2 separate regions of the Homo sapiens genome follow, and region 1 is linked to region 2. Evidence: chromatin loops called from intact Hi-C (ENCODE). Cell type or tissue: IMR-90. All regions are shown on one strand. Each heading gives the region's core, and the rest is flanking DNA. Links, peaks and the distances in the headings are about the cores only. Region 1 overlaps LOC124901404 (a long non-coding RNA gene). Region 2 overlaps TARID (TCF21 antisense RNA inducing promoter demethylation).

What was found. A loop is a pair of places that touch in the nucleus more often than their neighbours do. Peaks named below come from ENCODE experiments on the same cell type or tissue, not always from the same donor. Only the 100,000 strongest peaks of a DNase experiment are listed, where the experiment ranks them.
Region 1: a loop joins it to region 2, with 3 times the contacts of the local background. A loop is called at or near these places in 21 of 110 quality-filtered maps.

What each region holds. Positions count from the first base shown.
Region 1 is chr6:134,093,947-134,099,335 of GRCh38, reverse strand. The region is part of intron 2 of LOC124901404 (a long non-coding RNA gene); the gene reads right to left. Among named protein-coding and RNA genes, the nearest start is that of SLC2A12, 44 kb to the right of the region's middle. In IMR-90, for the core only: a CTCF peak has its summit at 2,020 (motif pointing right); a DNase peak (open chromatin) is centred at 2,035; H3K27me3 peaks cover 427 bases.
Region 2 is chr6:133,832,797-133,838,185 of GRCh38, reverse strand. All of the region lies in intron 2 of TARID (TCF21 antisense RNA inducing promoter demethylation), which reads left to right. LINC01312 (long intergenic non-protein coding RNA 1312) reads right to left here. Exons shown (of 3, transcript NR_027030.1): 2 at 462-593. Among named protein-coding and RNA genes, the nearest start is that of LINC01312, 14 kb to the right of the region's middle. RefSeq lists a silencer at 172-221. In IMR-90, for the core only: a CTCF peak has its summit at 2,141 (motif pointing right); no DNase peak of the experiment used is centred there; H3K27ac peaks cover 586 bases.

The DNA.
Region 1 (5,389 bases), core at 95-5,094, 260 kb before region 2:
ATGGAGTGAGGAAGGGGATGGCTGCCTTTGTTAGCATGTTTCGGGGAGCCCTGGATGTAGAAGTCACATTTAAGCAGAGGTTCTGAGTGATATGAGGAAGCAAGTCATTGCAACATCTGGGAAGAGCGCTCCAGGTGGGTAAAACAGCAAGTGCGAATACTCTAAAGTGGGAATGTTCAGGCAGAGTTAGAAGTCTTGTGAGACTGGGCACAGTGTGGAAGAAGAAGGTCCAAGGAAATAAGGTCATTCCTGCCCGGTTTCTGTGCAGCCTGGAGGCCATTCTAAGGACTTTGGATGGAATCTGAAATATGAGATGGAGACATTGAGGAGTTAGAAGAGAGAAGGCTCATGATCTGGTTGACACTTATAAAAAGTGAATTAGAAGACATTTCAGTAGTCCTGGGAAAGAAGATGGCAGCTTGCCTAGGGTATTAGCGATGGTGGAGATGAAAAAGGTCAGACGAGGGCTGTATTTTGAATGCAGAGCTGTTGAGTTGTCTATGGACTGACTTTGAGACGTGAGACAAAAAGAGAAGCTAAAGATGGCTTCAACCTGAGTAATGCGATGAAAGGCCATGTGGTTTGCTAAGGATCATCCTTAGTGGGATGAGAGCACCAAGGAGCAGGCTGGGAGGACTTGAAGGCGTGTGATCGTTAAACACTAGTGTTAGATGTGTTGCAGCAGTTCTCTGTAATTAGTCTAAAAGCCCTCATGTAAGAAAAGTGACCATTCAGATTTAACAAGATTGGGATTCAGAAAAGGAGACAATGACTAGAAAATTGGATTCTAATAGAGTTAAGACAGAAACATCTGGTAACAGTTTCCTCACATCTCTGGCACTGGGGAATAGGGGTTATTAATTGAATTGCACTGTGTGTTCATTGTGATTTGTAGCATATGTATGTGACTGAGACACAGATATTAATATGGAAGAATTTCCTCCTCCTCATGACCTTCTGAGGACTTCAAGGGGCCTGCTTTACTCTTGGGCCTTTTTGGTATTGATTAGGGTAATTGATAAAGAGAAGATTTGGCAGCAGCTGAGAAAAGATAGGCAAATTTACACCGGAAAGGGCATGATCCTACAGAAAAAAATTGTAAAGTGAAGAAAGGGGAACAAGAGGCTGACGGGAGACAAGAAACAGTGTGGGAACGTCACAGTGAATTCCGGCTCAGGGACTATGTGATCCGGGAATGGCTCGGCCATTTGTCTTCTATAATAATATTCACATTCTAGAAGCTGTTTTTAGTAATTAAATGCTGCATTTTTAAAAGCATTATCCATTTTTTATTTGCTTATAGACATATGTTTCAAATCTTGGCACCATAATAAATTGGATTTGTAGAAACATGTGAACATTCAAGATAGAAATACTGCTTTAAAAAGGGTTATAACTTGAAATGACCCTCAATTAAACATATTTTAAGATCTTAAATAATTTCAAGAAGTAAAAATTAAAACTTTAGTAAAATTTCAGACTTTCCATTATGTTTTGCTATTGTAAGATTATGAAAACAAACAGATTAATATCTTAGAAATCAGAAGTGTTCCAAAATAACCAAGAAGCTTTCTTTCATGTCTACCTTAGGAAGAAATATTAATAATAATAACAACTAATATTCACTGAGCACATATTGTGTGCCAAGCACTGTCCTGAGTATGTCTATTTTATGGATGAGAAAGCAAAGGTACAGAGAGCTTATGAAGGTCACACAGGTAGGAAACAGCACAGCCATGCATATCCGTGCTCTTAGTCTCTGCAGCAAATTGTGAAATTCTTTCAGGAAGCCAATTTGAATAAAATTCATAAGAATTTTAGTTCTTAAAGAATTTTAGTTTCTCTTTTGCTTTAGTTAAAATCTCACTAGGTTAGTTAAATTCTGCTACTAAAATATTGTTACATTCAATGAACTTTTTATGCAAGGTAGTCAAACTAAAACAAAAGCTAAAACAAAGCCTCCGCTCTCCATCCATCACTTCATTTTATAAGCTATTATAGCAACTTCACCAGCAGATGGCAATGTTGGCTTGGAAAAGTCTGGTGAGCCCACTGCAAATGATTCAAGGGCCAGAATTTTCTGGCACTGGAGAAAAAAGGAGCTGCTTAAGGCTTTTTGAAAGAAGATTTTTGTTTTTGTTTATATAATGATACTGTTGCTTTATTATTTTATGACTTCTCTCTAACCTTCAAGCATTAGCGTTAGACTTGTAGCGAAGGAAAATTCTAGAAACCTTAAAATCACAAGATTTCTGAAACAACACTTTGATTGGACTCATTTTATCAGAGACAAAAAATGTCTGCATGACAACAGACATTAAGTATGCTTACTTGCCTTTTTTTTTTTTTTCTTTCTTTTTTGAGACAGAATCTCGCTCTGATCCCCGCTGCCCCGCCACCCGGGTGGAGTGCAGTGGTGCGATCTGGGCTTACTGCAACCTCCGCCTCCTGGGTTCAAGCAATTCTCCTGCCTCAACCTCTTGAGTAGCTGGGATTACAGGTGTGCACCACCACACCCAGCTAATTTTTTATATTTTTGGTAGAGACAGGGTTTTGCCATGTTGGCCAGGCTGGTCTCGAACTCCTGACCTCAAATGATCCGCCCGCCTCGGCCTCCCAAAGTGCTGGGATTACCGGTGTGAGCCACCGCACCTGCCCTCTTACTTGTTTTTCAAAAATGAAGACAACATTTTAAATTGTAGTTACTTAAAAAGAGATGCAAAACATGTTTTCCCCAGGACTGAAGTACTATAAGATCATAAGATTTAAAAGCTAAAAGGTAATTATAATTTTAAGCTCATTAATTATATTGCAGTTTCACTGAAGTCGTATAAACACCATAAAATAAGATAAATAAGATCATTTAATAGAAAAAAAATCCCTTAAATCATTTGTCTTATGTAATGTAAATGTCGTTTGTAAATATTTACTTGCCTGATTTTCCCAAGGTATTTGATTTTCTCGCTCACTCTATGTTTTCCATAGTAGTAGCTAAAATCACTTTTGTAATGAACTAATGTCAGCAATGCCATAAATGCTGAATATTTCAGGGAGTCCTTATATTAAAATTAAAAGAAACTTCTCTAAGCAACTTTGTTGGGGCTCAAGTACTAATTTATATGGAATTACCTGCTGTTAGTGCCTGTCACGAGTTTTAAAATCATGAACAAGTTTAGACAGAGAATATCTCCTTCAACTTACTAATCTCTTATAAACTGATTATACTCATTTTGAGATTAATCATTCTGAGGTTTTCATTACTTGTATTGGTGCCGCAAAATGGTAAACTTGTACTGAGACTTATTAGTTCCAAACACAAATAATAAGAACCAGTAGACAATTTTCCAAAGTGGATGGCAGAAAGTTTGGCTCTGTGTGACTTAATTTGTTCATTTACTCATTCATTCCTAATTTATTTTTTTCAATAAACGCATACCAAGCACTAAGATATTAGGGCTATAGGGTTGATGAAAACTGTCAAAGTCCTGCCTTGAAGGAACTTACATTCTAAGAGGCTTATAATAAAAGCTCATGTTTATTAACTGTAAGACATACTTACTGTTATAGTGACATTATACTGACTACTGTAAGCAATACTCTTATTTAATCTTCATAATAAATGCATGAGTTTGGGGCTGGGTGTGGTGGCTCACGCCTGTAATCCCAGCACTTTGGGAGGCCGAGGCCAGCAGATCACCTGAGGCCAGGAGTTAGAGACCAGCCTGCGCAACATGGCAAAACCCTGTCTCTACTAAAAAATACAAAAATTACCCGGGCATGGTGGCATGTGCCTGTAGTCCCAGCTACTCAGGAGGCTGAGACAGGAGAATTGCTTGAACCCAGGAGGCAGAGGTTGCAGTGAGCTGAGATTGTACCACTGCACTCCAGCCTGGGAGATAGAGCGAGACTCCATCTCAAAACAAAAAAAAAAAAAAAAAAGAAAAAAAAGCATATGAGTTTGGTTCTAATTTACATCAAATGAATAAATATCAAGTAACTTGATATCTTATAGCATGATAGTTTTACCTTGGAAATGGGTGTAAAATTTATTTTTTGGTTGCCAAAAAATGCCATTTGGATAATAAGGGATTGTCTATGGTTTAGATGAAACTGATTTGATCCATCAAAAAGATTTACTGAACAATTACTATGTGTCTAGTACTCTGCTATAAATTAGGTAAGAAATGGAAAATTATTCCCTTCCTATAAGCCACATATATTCTAGTTACATAGCTGTATTCATTTTTATTCCATTATTTAAGATGGCAACCCGTGAGGAGTCTCTGACCCATCCTCTTCCTACTTCTTATTAAAATTCTTGGGAAAAGAGTATCCAACAGAGCCAGTTACACAGGAGGGTTGACAAGTGGCAGGCATGGGAGCAATGGTGCATGGACTCAGGGTTTCAATCTGAGACCTCCTATTGAAAAAAAATAAATAAATAAAAAATAAAATTCTGAGGAAAAGAGAAATATATAAAAACTTGCAGCACTGAAAATCAAGACTGGTAATATTCTAGACCCTAAGAGAAATGTTTCTTAACTCTCAGGAATGGCCTGGGTTGAAATGCCCAGCCTGTGCTGTGACACAGGAAACTGAACAGCCTTAATACCTCCCAAACCGTCTACCCCTGCTCCAGAAATGCAAGGACTGGACTGGAAGGAAAAATGAAAACAAAAAAACTCAGGCATCTCTTCCTCCCTGCTGTGACTGCAACTCCCAGAAGACAATTGAACTAGTAGAGAATGCATTGAATCTTGGGCTATGTAATCTCCTAAGTAAAGTACTCTAAGCAGAAAGTGCCAGCTCTGTAAGGAATCACTTTTCATATTCTCTTTGTGTTCAGTGTCAGAGAAATAGTAGAAGAGGTAAAATACAATCCCATTGGTTCCACAGAACAAAGCTAGATGTAAGCAATTGGTTAGCTGCTAGAATTTGGGCTAGGAGCTGAGTATACTAACCTATTAAACAGTTATAGACCTAAAGAGAACATTTAACCCGCATCCAATTGTCAGACAGTAAAACCAAAAACATCATCCACGCTCTGGCAAATTCCAGGTCTGTTAGGTAACCCCTCATGGGACTATGAATAGGCAAAGAAATAAGAAAACATAGTGTATCCATTAGCAGACGATGCATAGCAAGGCATAGGTTTTTCCCCAAGGCCTATCTCATGATCTTAGGGACATACAACAATAAATATTTATTCTTATAAATGTTTGAGTCAGGTAGGGATTGGTTGATCTAGGCTGGCTTAGTTGAGTATATTTCTCCATAGAGGTGAATACTTTCTAACAGTAATCTGTGATACTACACATAAACAAAAAGCATGGGAGATTTTGAAAATGTATTACCGAACCAAAGAAGAGATTCCAGATATTGGAACCCC
Region 2 (5,389 bases), core at 261-5,260:
ATAGGGCCTCCAGGTGGAGCGCCTGGGATCTCAACGGCACCTGGCCCCCGGGCGGGCGGATTCAGCCCCCGGGGAGCAGGCGCGGGAGTGAGGAGCCCCGATTGATTCTGCATGGGATGGGCCACGGCTCAGGGGGCCAGAGGCGGCGCCAAGGCAGGGGGCGCGGATCCAGCACAGCTCCTTCCCGGCCCAAACCGAATAAAACTCCCAGCAGCCCACAGTGAGACCCAGTGGAAAAGGCGCCCTCTGCTGGAGAGGCGCAGACGGGCGGAGCTGGAAGAGACAAAACCCAAAACACCTGAACATTTATTTCAGCAACTAGAATACTTCAAGTAGGAGGCGGGGGAAGCCGTGCCTTGTCAAGTTAAAGCGGACAACTTGTTCCTTCTCAGCACACCTCACTCCCAACTACCCTGCAGGATGGAGGTGTATCAGGAAAAACAGTGCTCCGGATCCCTTACCTGAGATCTAAAGACGCCACATTTTCTTCACAAGTGTTCTTAAGTCAACTGGGAGGACAAAGATTGCGTGAGTGCTTGGCTTATATGGTTTCATTTCTGTTTTCCAGTTGTCATTGTAGGCATGATCAATCTCTGCAAAAACAAAAAGAATAGGTTTAGGAGTAAAATATCCCTGAAATTAAGATTTCTAACCGTTCCCCTTCTAAGTGTATTTTAAAAGGGCACAACCAATTTCTTGATGTTTTGGATTTATTATTATTATTATTATTATTATTATTATTATTATTAAAGACAGGGTCTCATTCTGTCGCCCATGCTGAAGTACAATGGTCCGATCATAGCTCACTGCAGGCTTGAACTCCTGGACTCAAGCGATCCTTCAGCCTCAGCCTCTCAAAATGCTGGGATTACAAGCGTTAACAATTTCTCCCGGCTGCATTTTATTATTCTAATTGCGCAGCTTTGTCTAGTAAAGGATGGAGGACTAAAGGGAATAGGACACCTGTGTTCTAACCGCCTCCTTTTGGGTAGAGATCCCGGGTCGGGGGCCTATTCCACCTGACGGAACAGAGAGGTGCGGCTGCGCGTTTCGGTCCGGAAGAGGCCTTATATCAATGGTAGTTCTCCCTGCCTTTATATACCTCTTCTGTTAAGTTTGATAGTGCCCAGTAAAATAAAGTAAGAGTACGACTGATTTTCGGTATAACTGATACTACTAGAGGAAAAGTCAGCAAGGGAACATTCTAGAGAAACTGGTCTGTGCAGAATAGCACAATTTTTAAAAAAGTGACAATAAGACAAGGATAATTTCCTACTTGATTTTAATGGTACATCTTTTCTTTATTATTAGGTAAAATGAGAATTAAAACATCGCATTTTGTCTGTCTTTAAAGAAAAGAAAGAACTAGGACTTATTCTAGTGCAGGTTTTTTTCTTTCTTTTTTTTTTTTTTTTGACGGAGTCTTGCTCTGTCGCCCAGGCTGGAGTACAGTGGTGCAATCTCGTCCCACTGCAACCTCCACCTCCCGGGTTCAAGCGATTCTCCTGTCTCAGCCTCCCGAGTGGCTGGGATTACAGGCATCCGCCACCACACCCACCTAACTTTTGTATTTTTAGTAGAGATGGGTTTCGCCATGTTAGCCAGGCTGGTCTAGAACTCCTGACCTCAGGTGACCCACCTGCCTTGGCCTCCTAAAGTGTTGGGATTACAGGCCTGAGCCACTGTACTCAGCCTTTAGTGCAGGTTTCTACATTAATCTTCCTCTCCTTTGTTCTCGTGAGCTGACTATCAAGACCAGATTAGGATATGTGGTTGTTTCCTAAGAGACTTAAGCTTGGGGGACATGTGTTTGTTTTGGGAGTATGTCAGTATGTCTGTGTGTGTGAGTATGGTGGGCAAGGGAAAGAAAGATGAGATCCTCCCTCTCAGTTTAAGGTAGTCTAGGTCTCAGGAAAGAAATGAGGTATGAGCTGCATAACATTTGGGTAATGAAGCAGGTCTTCGAAGAACCAGTAGGGCTTCGAAGAACCAGTAGGCCTCCAATGTCCCCATCCATGGCCATACACGTGGAATCAGTGAAATGGATGAGAGTAGGTTCCCGGTCAGGATCATGTACAGGGAGTTGAGAATTCACTTTTCTTTCTTTCAGAAGACCAATTTTAATTTTTCCACCCAACAGGGGTCAGCAACACACAGAAACTTGTCTTAACTAACTCTTTCCTCTTCTTTAAAATATTATCTATATATAGATAATTTCCCCTTCTTTAAAAATTATCTATAAAATTCTCTCTCTATATATATCAGTAATTTTTAAAGGGGAAGATATATACATAAAGATATATATGTTTAATATATAGATAATTATGTATATCTCTGTTTTATTTTATATATATGATAAAACAGAAAGAGAGAGACAGTGTGTGTTTACTCTTTTACCCAAGTACATATGCCTTTCTAGTGCTTTGCAGAGTACTTTGAATAAGAAGGTTCAGAGACATCTGAAAATTATCTGTGAACTTTTGCTATTCTGATTCTTTTAAGGTGGTATATTATAAAATTTTTAAAGGTACAAAATTACTTTAAAACAGCCAGTGGGTTAGTAGTTGGTAATGCTAGTAACTGATAGTAGATGACATGTAAGTGCTCACTATGCCACTATGCTGGACAACACAAGCAAATACCGCACATACATTATAGAACTTGATTCTCACCAGCCTGATAATATCAGCGTGTGTCAGGCTTTCTAGGTGGTATCCACTGCGCTAAACACCTCAGTATGCACTATTTGATTTATTTTTTCTTAACCTTACAAAAGAGGAACTACTATCAATTCCACCTTAAAAATGAGAACACTTTTGATTACCTCTGTAAAAAAGAAAAAAAAAAGGAAAAAATGAGAAAATCAAAGCTTAGGAAGGTTAAACAATTAGCTTAAAGTCACACTGGTAGTAAGTGGTGGCACTGGGATTTGAGCAGGCAGGCTAGTCTTCGCCACTCTTGTTATTATACATTCTACACTCTTACAGAGGAGTTAGTTGAGATTCTTTAGAGGTAAATCCAATCATGTTACTCTTATTCAGTATCCTTTAGTGAGTTCCCATTTCTATCAAAGTAAAATCCACACTCTTTATTATCATGTACAAGGCCCTCTGAGTTCTAGCTCCCTGTTACTCTGACATCAACTGCTGCTGCTTTCTTGTTCTCTGCCAGCCATAGCTGTCTCTTTGCCCAACAAGCCAGGCAACACTCTTCTGTCTCAGGGCTTTTGCACTTGCTGTTTCCTCTTTTGGGAATGCTTTTTTTTCTCAGCTATCTGCATGACCTCAGGCCTGGTGAAACATCGCATCAGGAAGTTAGGGACTGGTCTATTCCAAGTTGCTACCTTCCTTTCTACTCCTAATCTTGACACTCCCTATTCTTCTTCTCTCATTCCTTATATTTTTTCTTAAATGTCTATATTTTTAAATCCACCTATTTATTAACAGTTACTTTTCCTCTTTAAGATATAAACATCACAGAGGGCAGGTATTTTTGCTTCCCTGTTTAAATTGCAGCATCAGCATTTACAATAGAACGTGGCATAGTAACAGGCACTCAATAAGTATTTGAATGAATGACAAGAGCTTAGGAAACTCACCCAAGTTCACACAGTTAGCAATAGGTGAAGTGAACTTTGTTACAAATCCAGTATTGGATTTATCCACATATCAAATGCATAAACCATCTTCCTGGGCTCTTCTTAGAATTCCCTTGGTCTTTAATTATAATAGACTGAGTGAACATGAATAAACAAACCAAACAGGAAAAAGGCAGCATTTGTTACTGTCTCTTAAAGTGGGATACTTTAAAGTGAGATCAAATCAGAGGCCAGGTCAGCGAAAGGGGACACTGGTCTTTAACAGAAAGGGAGTTGACAAGTGATGAAGTCAGGAATGTGCTGATGTTTCTGGGCTGCGTGAAGGGGCAAAGTGTGGGAAGGTCCTGGATGAAGCTGGTGTTGGGTTAATTAATTAGGGTGGGATGCCTGTGCATTAAGGGGAGGAAGGAACCAAGGGGATTGATTTGGAGTAGACTGGAGTCTCAAGTAGCATTTACAAAGGATCCTGGAGGCACAGGAAGGATGGGAGAAGTGTTGGGTACAGCTCAATTTGGCGAGTGGCCAAAGAAACATGTCAGATATTAGTGAAAACAGGCCACAGCTGCTGCACTTTACAAGCTAAATGGCAGGCCTTTCCTTAGCCCTCCCCCACCCCAGCCCATCTTATGTCTTGTAATAGTTATTTTCTTCCTGAGACAGCCAGCCATAACTCAGTTCTCACTTGAGGGCACAGGAGAAGCAAAGGGATGCTGAGGCTTCATTGCCAAGGGAAGAGGGTTCAGAGCATGAATGAAAACTCAATTTCTCCTGAAGCTGAGAATTTAAATGTTAGTGTATTGAAGACCCACCTCTTTCATTCCCAGGATCATTTTTAAAAAATCACGGTTATTTCTCTTTAATCTCATGATATCTAAACTTGTCATTTCTAAGATTTCTAGAATACTTAAAAGTCTTTTAAAACTGTTTTCCTCTTCAAAATGTATTTGTACATTTTGTATATTTGTATATTTCTCCTTTCTAGAAAAAACATCCTAGATAGTTCAGAGTAAAATAAATGTGTGCATATCTATATATATATCTATATATATATGTATATATATATCTATATATATATCTATATATATATGTATATATATCTATATATATATCTATATATATATGTATATATATATCTATATATATATCTATATATATGTATATATATATGTATATATATATCTATATATATATGTATATATACACACCCATATACGTATACTACACTGGAGTGTTTAAATATAGAAAGAACAAAAACACTGAAAGAGAACACATGTTGTTACTAAATAATACTATTTGGTTAAGCTGCTTGGTAGCATCTCTTCCCTCCTCTTTCTTACCCTTTTCCCACACTTACCTTACAAAACTTTGCAATTAGATGCATGGACTCTGGAATTCATAGCTGCATTTCAATCCAGGCTCTGCCACCTTCTAGTTGTGTAACAGTGCCCGCATTATTTAGCTTTTATTTTCCTTATTTTTCCTCATTTGTAAAATGAGGCCAAAAATAATTAACTAAAGGACATTCATAATAAAATAGTATTAAATGTTAAATATTACTATTATTTACAGACATTATAATTTTTTTTTAAGTTCAGGGGTACATGTGCAGGTTGGTTACATAGGTAAACATGTGTCATGGGGGTTTGTTGTACAGGTTATTTCATCACCCGGGTATTAAGCCTAGTACCCATTAGTTATTTTTCCTGATCCTCTCCCTCCTTCCACCCTCCACCATCAATAGGCTCCAGTGTGTGTTGTTCCCCTCTACGTGTCCATGTGTTCTCATCATTT